3 separate regions of the Homo sapiens genome follow, and all the other regions are linked to region 3. Evidence: chromatin contacts called from ENCODE Hi-C or POLR2A ChIA-PET data. All regions are on one chromosome and are shown on one strand. The core of a region is the stretch at or near the end of the contact, and the rest is flanking DNA. Distances in the headings are between cores, read along the strand shown. Region 1 holds the start of PARPBP (PARP1 binding protein). Region 2 has its middle 46 kb from the start of DRAM1-AS1. Region 3 has its middle 89 kb from the start of LINC00485.

The links. Hi-C counts contacts between places; a loop is a spot of excess contacts on that map. ChIA-PET counts read pairs that join two places held with the same protein, here RNA polymerase II (POLR2A). Pooled maps may share reads with other maps.
Region 1: a pooled map shows a loop between it and region 3 (4-fold over the local background). The contact joins the promoter of PARPBP here to the enhancer-like site in region 3. A Hi-C loop is called at or near these places in 1 of 37 single-sample maps with no recorded cell type and 5 of 50 pooled maps. POLR2A ChIA-PET finds 5 or more read pairs at or near these places in 2 of 52 experiments (BJ and PC-9).
Region 2: a map with no recorded cell type shows a loop between it and region 3 (9-fold over the local background). The contact joins two enhancer-like sites. A Hi-C loop is called at or near these places in 2 of 37 single-sample maps with no recorded cell type and 3 of 50 pooled maps. POLR2A ChIA-PET finds 5 or more read pairs at or near these places in 1 of 52 experiments (H1).

The regions. Positions count from the first base shown.
Region 1 is chr12:102,118,319-102,121,596 of GRCh38, forward strand. PARPBP (PARP1 binding protein) reads left to right here and starts at 1,865. Exons shown (of 11, transcript NM_017915.5): 1 at 1,865-1,968. NUP37 (nucleoporin 37) reads right to left here and starts at 1,796. Exons shown (of 10, transcript NM_024057.4): 1 at 1,732-1,796; 2 at 45-265. The coding sequence starts at 200. RefSeq lists enhancers at 1,597-1,666, 2,711-3,268.
Region 2 is chr12:102,008,393-102,011,793 of GRCh38, forward strand. No RefSeq gene overlaps it. Among named protein-coding and RNA genes, the nearest start is that of DRAM1-AS1, 46 kb to the left of the region's middle. Within about 2 kb of position 1,964, at least 5 of the 41 ENCODE cell types and tissues checked have a DNase peak (open chromatin) inside an H3K27ac peak, as active enhancers do.
Region 3 is chr12:102,733,902-102,737,070 of GRCh38, forward strand. No RefSeq gene overlaps it. Among named protein-coding and RNA genes, the nearest start is that of LINC00485, 89 kb to the right of the region's middle. Within about 2 kb of position 1,415, at least 2 of the 41 ENCODE cell types and tissues checked have a DNase peak (open chromatin) inside an H3K27ac peak, as active enhancers do.

The DNA of each region.
Region 1 (3,278 bases), core at 615-3,114, 620 kb before region 3:
GTGAAATATGTTCACTGTCATTCGGTGCAGTTTTGTAGACTAACCTGAAACGTACACGTGCCAATGACCACATAATTATTGCCACCATATGCAATTAGGTTTCCTGAATCCCCATTCTCAAAGGGATTAAATTCTACCACATGCACATAATCTTCACAATCCACAGTGTAGGCAGCATTTCTTGAGGCATCTTGCTTCATCTTGTATGTCAAAATTCAAGCAGTTGTGAAAATTAAATAGCCTTCTACTGGACAAGGTCACGAAACTGTGGATTAGAGCACAGGTACAATTACAATGGTCAATATGTTAGTCATTCAGCAAATGCATCAAAATAAGGTTGTGGTGTTACAATGAGACAGAAAGCTCAAAAGAAACATTTAAAGTACTTATCAAGGGACAGAAACTGCAGGAAAAATATTAAATCTAGTTATTAATGGTTCCACATTTGCTCCACAGCTCTTTCCCATATCTGTGATTCTAGCAGACAATAACACTGCAAAGTTCTGTTTAGATTATCTAAAACAAATAGTATTTCATCTGAAGATGGAATCATTTTAACAGCAAATGTTAATAAAAATTAATAACTTTTATGAACCACTATTTGTAGGTACCATATTAAGCATTTTACTGACATGATCACATCTGGTATCTGTACAAATCTAAAGGCAGGTACTACCTCTGGTCTCCATTTTGTAGATGGAGAAACTGAGGCTTCAGTAGGTTAACTAACTTGCCAAGCTCATAAGCAGGGCCAGGATTTGGAAGACTTCATTGTGTGTGGAGAACCAGCGCTAATGAAGAAAAAAACAGCCTCCTGGCTTGAAGGAGACCACAGTTTAGGGATAGTTATGACTCAACGTGAAAAGGGCTATAATATAAACAGATAGAAAATACAGGATCTGTTGTTAAGGAGTACCAAAATGTGTGATATAAAAATAATGTTCAGGGGGTTGGGCGGAGGGAGAGCATCAGGATAAATAGCTAATGCATGTGGAGCTTAATACCTAGGTGATGGGTGTGCAAACCACCATAGCACACGTTTTACCTTTGTAATAAACCTGCACGTCCCGCACACGTATCCCGGAACTTAAAAATTAAAATAATAATATTCTTAAAACTAGGCAGAAGACCTTAACCTGTCAGGGACTAGTGTGCATTCTGGAAGTAGCATTCCCACATGAGAATTATGGGTTTTAGAGTTTTTGGTTTTTTAAAAAATTCGACACAAGGGTTGTCCTGAAAACAGCTGGACTCAGTAACAAACATATCAAGCACCTTAAGAGTATGTACTGAGAATGAGTCCCACCTCGAGACGCTTATAAACTAGTAACTTTAGGAATGGACATCAGGGACTGGAGACTTTTGAAGGGTGACCAGCAAGTGTTATGGACACGGAGACAGAGAGGTATAGAAGTGCAAGAGATTCGAGGTCACGAAATTGTTCCGTCCCTACACCTACTGCTCATTAAAGCAGTGGCCGGGGCCTCACCGTACACGTTGGACAGGACTTGCCCCTGTAAAACTACAACGGCAGAGAAGAAGGGAGGGAACAAGATAAGTCTCTGCAATGAGCGCCGACACCTCTCCCCGGGCCAGGCGAGTTCCTCAAGACCCCGCTCCCACCTCCCGGGGCCCGAAGTGGGAAGGAAGAACTCCTGGGAATAGAGTGGCAAGGCTGGGCGGCCGGCAGAAAAGCATCCCGGCCTCTCGGGCTCCCAGCTCGATACGCACCGCAGAGCGCCAGGAACCGACCAGAGGCAGGCTGGTCTTCCTTGGGGGCTGCCGCGACGCGCTGTGGCTCTGCTTCCGGGTCGGAGGGCGAGCGCAGCGATTGGCTCCCGGGGCCTCCCGCGAGGTTTGAACTGTATTCAGCGGCGACAGCGGCGACTGCGGCGGCCGCGGGAGGGCATCCCGTTGGGGATCCTTCCGCACACTGAAGAGTACGTCTTCGGGTCTACCCCTAATCACGTAAGTCTCGCGTCTGCCCTACCTGCCCTGTCGCATTTTTAAGTGGTGATTCAGGCTGTGGCTTTTGAGGGTGTTTTGCACTGTAATACCTCGGTCGTAGCAAAGTGCCGTGGGACCGAAGTATTATGGTGCAGTGACTTGACGCTCGAGCCTGGTTGGGCCTGGGGGCTGTAGGCGGAGTTCACAGTATCTAGCGATGGAGCTGGTAGGTCCTGAGGGTTCGTCTGCAGCTTGGAAGACAGGCCCGTAGAGGCCTGCTTAACTTCCATTAGTTAGGCAGGAAACCTGGGTTCTAGTCCCACTATGTACACGGACTCCAATTCCTCAACTTTCTCCTACTCCTGATTAGTTACAGCCTCCCAAGGAACCTTTGGGACTTGCACTCGAACACTGATAATGATGTTGAGTGCAATTTTTAAATTGAGCACCTACTAAATGCCTGGCACTAGGTGGGTTATGTACTTGTTTCACTAACGTCTCATTCTGTGAGGTAGGAATTCCCTTCCTGGTTTTGCAGGTGAAGAAACTTATGCTCATTAGAGATTTTAAATACCGAAGGACTACAGGTCATAAAGGGGGAGCCTGGAAGTGATATCTGACTCGGAAGTGTAGTTCTTTCAACCATTTCACACTGCCTGCCCAGTGACAATTTTCTGTCTCACAGTTTTTGCTCTAGAGCAACTTGGAATCCAATTTTTTAAAAACAAGTGTTATCGCTGCTGCCTTTGGCTACTGTTTTTTTGTATAGTGCAGCCTGCCATTCAGAGTGCTTGCATATTTATTGTCTCATTGACTTCTCACAAGGGACTGGAAGGCAAGTATTTCTGTGTGATGATGCCTCCACCTAGGAACCACGTGTAAGGCTTATGGCATAGGCTCCCACAGCCAGCTAGCTACAGGAAGAGCTGGGACTAGACCAGGGGTTGGCAAACTGGCTGTGCTGCCTGTTTTTGTGCAGCCAGCTCCTGAGCTAAGAAGGAGTGTTACGTGTTTATATGGTTGGGGGAAAAAATGAAAAGAATAATGTTTTGTGATGTGTAAAAATTACATGAAATTCAAATTTCAGTGTCCATAAAAAAAGTTTTATTGGAGCACAGCTATACTCATTTGTTTGTTTATGTATGTCCATGGCTATTTTCACACTAGAAGGTCAAAGTGAGTAGTTGTGCATGCCTCAAATATTTACTGTTTGTTCCTTTAGAAAAAATTAGCTGATCCCTGAATGAGACTCTTGGTTTTCTGTCACCATAGTAATGCTCTTTTTTTTTTTTTTTTTTTTTTTTTTAAGACAGAGTCTCACTCTGTCACCT
Region 2 (3,401 bases), core at 714-3,213, 720 kb before region 3:
CAATGGAATTATATGTTTGGGATGAAGCCTATAAAAGTCAATAAGGCACATGTAAGTTACATGGACAAGTGACCTATCATTTATTTCCCATATCATTTACATCTCTTAACACTAATGCCTATTCTTCAACCTACTTGTATGATCTCATGCAGAATCTTCAATGGTCAACTGTATCAGTTATTTATTGCTACAATTATGTGGTAACAACCAAGAACAATAAAAAACTGTAAGATAATCAACAGTGAGCATTTATTATTCACATCCACAGCCAGCTGAGAATTGGCTAGGTAGGTCTTCCAATCTTGGCTGGTCTTGCTCATGTCTTGGGTTGGCTGATATATGAATGGAACAACTCATCTCTGCTCCATGCATCTTTCATCGTCATTAGACTATCCAAGTCAAGTTCTTATGTCAATAACAGAGCCACAAGAGAAGGCAAGACCAACCAAGTATTTGTCAAGCCTCTGCTTGGATCACATTTGTTAATATTCCATTGGCTAAGTTCAGAATCCAAAGTTAAGGCCAAATGCTCTACTCAGAGGGGGAGGGCAATGCAAATATATAGCAAAAGGCATGCAATAGGGAGAAAGTGAATAATTGAAGCTACTTTTGCAATATTATCTCACTAGCTGACAGCAAACAGTGGACCTTGTTGATGCATGGACAAGCTTGATATATATTGGTGTAGGCAAAAATGGCTTGCTGCCACACTGCTGCCTCTGACAGAGGTGGCTCTAACAATTAGTGGTGAGGAAAATAATCTTCCTGATGGACAGAGCTTCAAACAGTACACTTTGTCATGATGTTGCTGAAGAAGCACATGGCCTGAGTTAAATACTACAGACTTTTGATCTTGGTAACTGGTTTGGCTGGTCAGGGATAAGAAGGGAGCAATATTGGAAGATTAGAGAAAGTGAGATTTAAGGATGAAGAATGTGGACAAAACTATGGGAATGTGTCCAAAGTGTGGAGATTTTTGTAGGATGAAATGCCAGAAAGAAAACACTCACCTGAGGAGGCAAAAATTAGGTGGACAAGATGATTTCTCCAGTAGATGTCAGCCAGCCTTGTCCTTGATTGCCCCAGGTTATACAATGAGCCCACAAATGGAGTAATCGTGGCAGCAGAGATGCCGGCTATGCTTGGGCCCAACAGCTTGGGCTTCCACACTAATGCTCATCTAGTGATGAGCTAGATGAGCTAGGATTCAGCTACTGCTGAATACCCTATTTGTCGGCAGCAGAGACCAATGATTTGGTACTATTCCTTGAAGAGGTTAACCAGTCACTTGGGAGCAATTTATTTGCATTAAATTCCTTCCACCCTGGAAGAGGAGTAATTCTTTCTTATTGTAATTAATTACTACTCTTAATAGGGGCTTTCCTTTCCTTCCAGCAGCACCTCTGCCAGCATTACCCTCTGATAGCCTACAGGATGTCTATTACCAACATGGTATCTCGCATTACACTGCCTCAGATCTTGGGATTATTTTGTAGTAAATGACTAACAACAGGCGCATGAATTGTTGGATCCACTTGTCTTACCGCATACAGCATCATCCAGAAGAAATCAATCAAATAGAACAATGAAATGGTCTATTATAGGCTCATTGTAGTCACCATCTCAGAGATGACATTCTGCAAGGTTGAAGTGCTAATCTCTAGGATGTGGTAAAAGCACTACAAAAATGGCTAGCATATGATGCCATGTCCTCAGCTGCCAGGATTCACAGATCCAGGAACCAAGAGAAAAGAAATAGGAATGATCCTTCTCCACCATTCTCAGTGACATTCTTTTGTAATTGTGCTTCCCATCCCTGCCGCCTCAGACTTTCCTGGAAGTCCCAGTTCCCAGATGGGGTAGGGGGAAGGAACTAGCACACTTCCATGGGGGAGCACAGTAAGGATTCCACTAAGCTGAATCTACTGCTGCCAATCGGTCCCTTGGGACTGCTCATGTCTGTGGGACAAAAATAGGAAGTAATATGTTAACATGAGGAGCTAGGGTTGTGATTACAAAATGAAACAGGAAGAATGTGTCTAGAACGCAGGTGGTTCACTGGGGCATGTCGTGGTGCTTCAGTGCCTGGTAAGAAACAGCAAACAGATGACTGTGATAATCATAGCCTAAACAGGGCAAAGCAATCAAAGCCCTAGAAAACTTAAAGGATGAAGGTCTGGGTCACTATGCTTGACAACCAGCCTAGACCAGCGGAATTTCTGATATAGAGCAGGAGAAATGTAAAATGGGTGGTGGAAGAAGATGATAAGTACCAGTTTTGGCCTTGCGTTCAGTCATAGTGACAGTAATTGTGGCTTGTCTCACTAATCTTCATGTGTAGATTTTAGAAAGACTGTGGCTGGCCATCACCTTGTGTTATCCCACAGACAAAAGACAAAGTAGACTTAACATGGGACTCAATCAGTTCTGAATTGACTGCATTTGGGTAGACTGCAGCAAATATCTCTTTTGCACATTCCCTCGTCCACTTCCGGTATCAGTCACAGCTACATGGATAGTTCTAGGTGAGTAAGCTTGGACTTGTCCTTTCTGCTTGTGAAATCCCACTGCAAGCCGAAGCCATGTATCTTTCTGCTTCCTGTTCCAAGTCTTTCTTCAACACTGGGGTGCTGCTTTTCCACACAGAAGCACAGCCCAGAAGTGCAGGGATAATTAATGCCCCTGGAGGCAACTCAACTAACGGGGGATGGAAATTGCTTAATTAATGTTCCCAGTTTTATTAGGTGGAAAATTTTGGGAGGCATTCTGAAAGCTTCTCAGAGGGTCTTGGAGCACTCAAACCCCAACTGGCAATCTTGATAACATACTTCTTAAATTTTTTATTATTTTTGAGAGAGTCTCACTCTATCACCCAGGCTGGAGTGCAGTGGTTCCATCTGGGCTCACTGCAATCTCCACCTCCTGGGTTCAAGTGAGTCTCCTGCCTCAGCCTCCCAGTAGCTGGGAGTACAGGTGCATGCCACCACGCCCGGCTAAATTTTGTATTTTTAGTAGACACAGGGTTTCACCATGTTGGCCAGGCTGGTCTCAAACTCCTGACCTCAAGTGATCCACCTACCTCAGCATCCCGAAGTGCTGGGATTACAGGTATGAGCTACCTCACCTGGCCGATAATAAACTTTTAAGTGGTTTTCTCCCTTTTCCTCTCCCTGTTTTTTTACTTCTGTTTTCTGGGATCACCTTGTGAATGACCTGTATACACCCAAGTCCTTTTCTCAGGCTCTACTTGCAGGTGAACTAAACTAAAATGGGCACAATTAGTTAAATGCATTTATATATTTTTCACATAAGTACTTTAGGAATTTTCTAGACTGTGTGTAAATAACTATGAATAATAATTATTTATTTGCAAGGTGAGGTGAGAACATTTTAATCCTGCA
Region 3 (3,169 bases), core at 165-2,664:
TATTAGCCAATTTAATTCTTTAATACAATTCCACCTGGACCAAGGAATATCTAAGTAAAAAATGCAAATAGTTTTATAATTATGAATCCAATAATATATGAGATAAAAAAGGAAATCTTTTGATCATTAAATGAGTGCCCAAAATCTATTTAATAAATCATAATGTGCATTTCTGTGAAAATCTAAAACACTAATAACAGAAGACTTTTCTTAACATGGTAAAAATAACTATCATAAACCAAAGATAACACTTAAATATCAGAATATTTGACAAAAACTAAGATCAAAAGAAATATGTTGCTATCACCACTATTATTATTCATTGGGAGTTCTAATCCCAATGGAACAGGAGTAAAAGACATGGAACAGGTATAAAAGGCAGATGCATTAAAAAGGAAGATAGAGGCCGGGCATGGTGGCTCACGCCTGTAATTCCAGCACTTTGGGAGGCCAAGGCAGGTGTATCACATGGTCAAGAGATCGAGACCATCCTGGCCAACGTGGTGAAGTCCCGTCTCTATTAAAAATACAAAAGTTAGCTGGCGTGTTGATGCGCGCCTATAGTCCCAGCTACTTGGGAAGCTGAGGCAGGAGAATCGCTTGAACCCGGGAGGTGGAGGCAGTGAGCCAAGATCATGCTGCTGCACTCCAGCCTGGGCGACAGAGCGAGAATCCGTCTCAAAAAAAAAAAAAAAAAAAGATAGAATATTATTTTTATTTATAGATGATTTGATACTTTAAAAAGAATCAATTGAAAAACAATTAGTGGTTTAAAAATTTGAGACAATATAAATAATCAAAATTCCTTTATAGATATCTAATAACCTGAAGACATGAAAAATATATCAACTGTAATATATATAAAATATATAAATATATAAGTATGTATAATGGATACATAATAATGTATCAGATATAATATCCATATATCCATATAACTATATGTACTATCCCAATATTTTATATATATTATAAAGTACTAGTCATAAAATACTAGTCATGAACTAAGAGAGGCATAAAAGATTTTAATAAACTGAGAGCTTCTTCTGGAGAGGGTGGGGCCTAGAATAAATTTTTTGAAAAAGTGTTTCTTTACAAATCAACACATAGAGTGAATATAAATAAGCTTAAAATTCAAATGAACAGGCTGTGTGTGGTGGTTCATGCCTGTGGTCACAGCATTTTGGGAGGCTAAGGCAGGAGGATCACTTGAGGCCAAGAGTTTGAGACCAGCCTGGGCAATATGGTAAAACCCCATCTCTACTAAAAAAATACAAAAATCAGCCAGACGTGGTGGTGCATACCTGTAATCCCAGCAACCCAAGAGGCTGAGGCATGAGAATCACTTGTACCCAGGAGGTAGACGCTGCAGTGAGCCAAGATCATGCCACTACCCTCCAGCCTGGGGGACAGAGCAAAACTGTTTCAAAACAAAACCAAAACCGAATATAGGAGTGGAATTGAAATGTGCTTCCTCTTTTATCTTGCTTTTTCTCACCTAACACCTCCCTCTCTAGCCTTGAGTTTATAAAATTCACAGTTGTCACAAGTGTTTCCCTTTGCTGGGCCACCAACCTGGTTTGTCTGGGTTGTGAGGGGCAGAGTGGATGCTGTAAAGAATGTCTCCTCTCCTTGTAGGTGAGAGAAGAGAAGATGTTCCCTCACGTAGTTAATTCTGTGTGTCAGCTGATTACAATGCCAGACAATAGATGCCTTCCAATACAGGGGTGATAAATGTAGGCTAAATGGGAAGTGGAGTCATATTTTCTTGTTCATCTCTGATTCCCCAGCACATAGAAGAGTGATTGGCACATAATAAGCATTCAATAGATATGTGTTTAATAAAGGTTTTCACTGACTTGTGATATCTTTAATATTTTCTCACAGATTATTTGCCTGATATGTAATGATGGTTAATCCACAAATTAGTTAATCCATTGCAGATAACTGAGAGTTGATTATGCATGCAAAACAAAACCACTAAGAAAACAAAATAAAGATTATGCAGAGGGAAAAAAATCAAAGCAAAGGAAGTAATATATCAAAGTGATAACCATGGCTGAGTTTAAATGATGGGGCACTTCTGCATTTTCTAAAATATTTAACAAATATACACTAATTTTATAATAAAAAACAGCTTTTATTTTAAGTATTTTGAGATGTGTTTGCACTTTTGGGTGGATTTCAGATTTTGCTTACATGATGTCATAAAGCTCAATTGATATGGTGGTTTCTTAGACAACCAACAGATCTAATAACAAAGCATAAAACAAAGCAAAACAAAACAAAACAAAAAAACAAAAAAAAATCCCTAGATATCCAGATTTGGAATTTATCCCTAAATGACTGAAATTTTTACTTTATTATTGATTTATTCTCACATTGAAATAGTGCAGAGACCATCTCTGCATGACATTGTCTTCTAATACTATAGATAATAGGGGTAAGAGGTGTACTTAAAAGATGAACAGGAAATAATGATGGCCAATCATCAATTGCTACCCCTCTTCATACTTCTTCTGAACCTAATTTATGTTGCTAGTAGATAATTTATCATCACTGTTTTATGTTGATTCCCCCTCCCCATTGGTGAGGCTGTAAATTACCTGAGAGCAGAAACCATGCCTTGCTCATACACCCCACTCCTGGAATAAGTTAGGCCCCTGTGTCATGCTCTCTCACAATCCCCTGGGCTGCTCTTTCTGGAGCACTCTTCATAATTGTAAGGAGTGTGTTTAGCCTGCGCTCTTTTGACTTTCTCTGGAGGGGTCTCTACTAGAGTAAAAATTCTGGTCTCTTATCCCATCTCAGCTTTTTCTTCTCTTAACCAACAGAGCTTAGCCAGAGGTGTGGCCCAGCTGATTGGCAAGGGCCATCCTGAGTTGGCTGCTGGTCAGATAGGAGAAGGTGAAAGTGGGCACAGATTGCTTGGCAATGGGTGCTATTGGCAGAGAACCTTAATGATGTTTGGCTCTGTCTTTCTGCAGGGACTATAAGTCGGATGATTAAATTAGTTCCCTGTGAAGGAGGCCTATAGTTTTGTGGAAAAAATTCAGTTCAGGGGCACATTATAAAGCCCTCTTGGCTAAGTAAGCCACATGCTCCAAACAGTTTTATCAGTCATAAAGCTGGTGTGCTTATTTCTTCCTTTTCTTTTTCTTCACTTTTC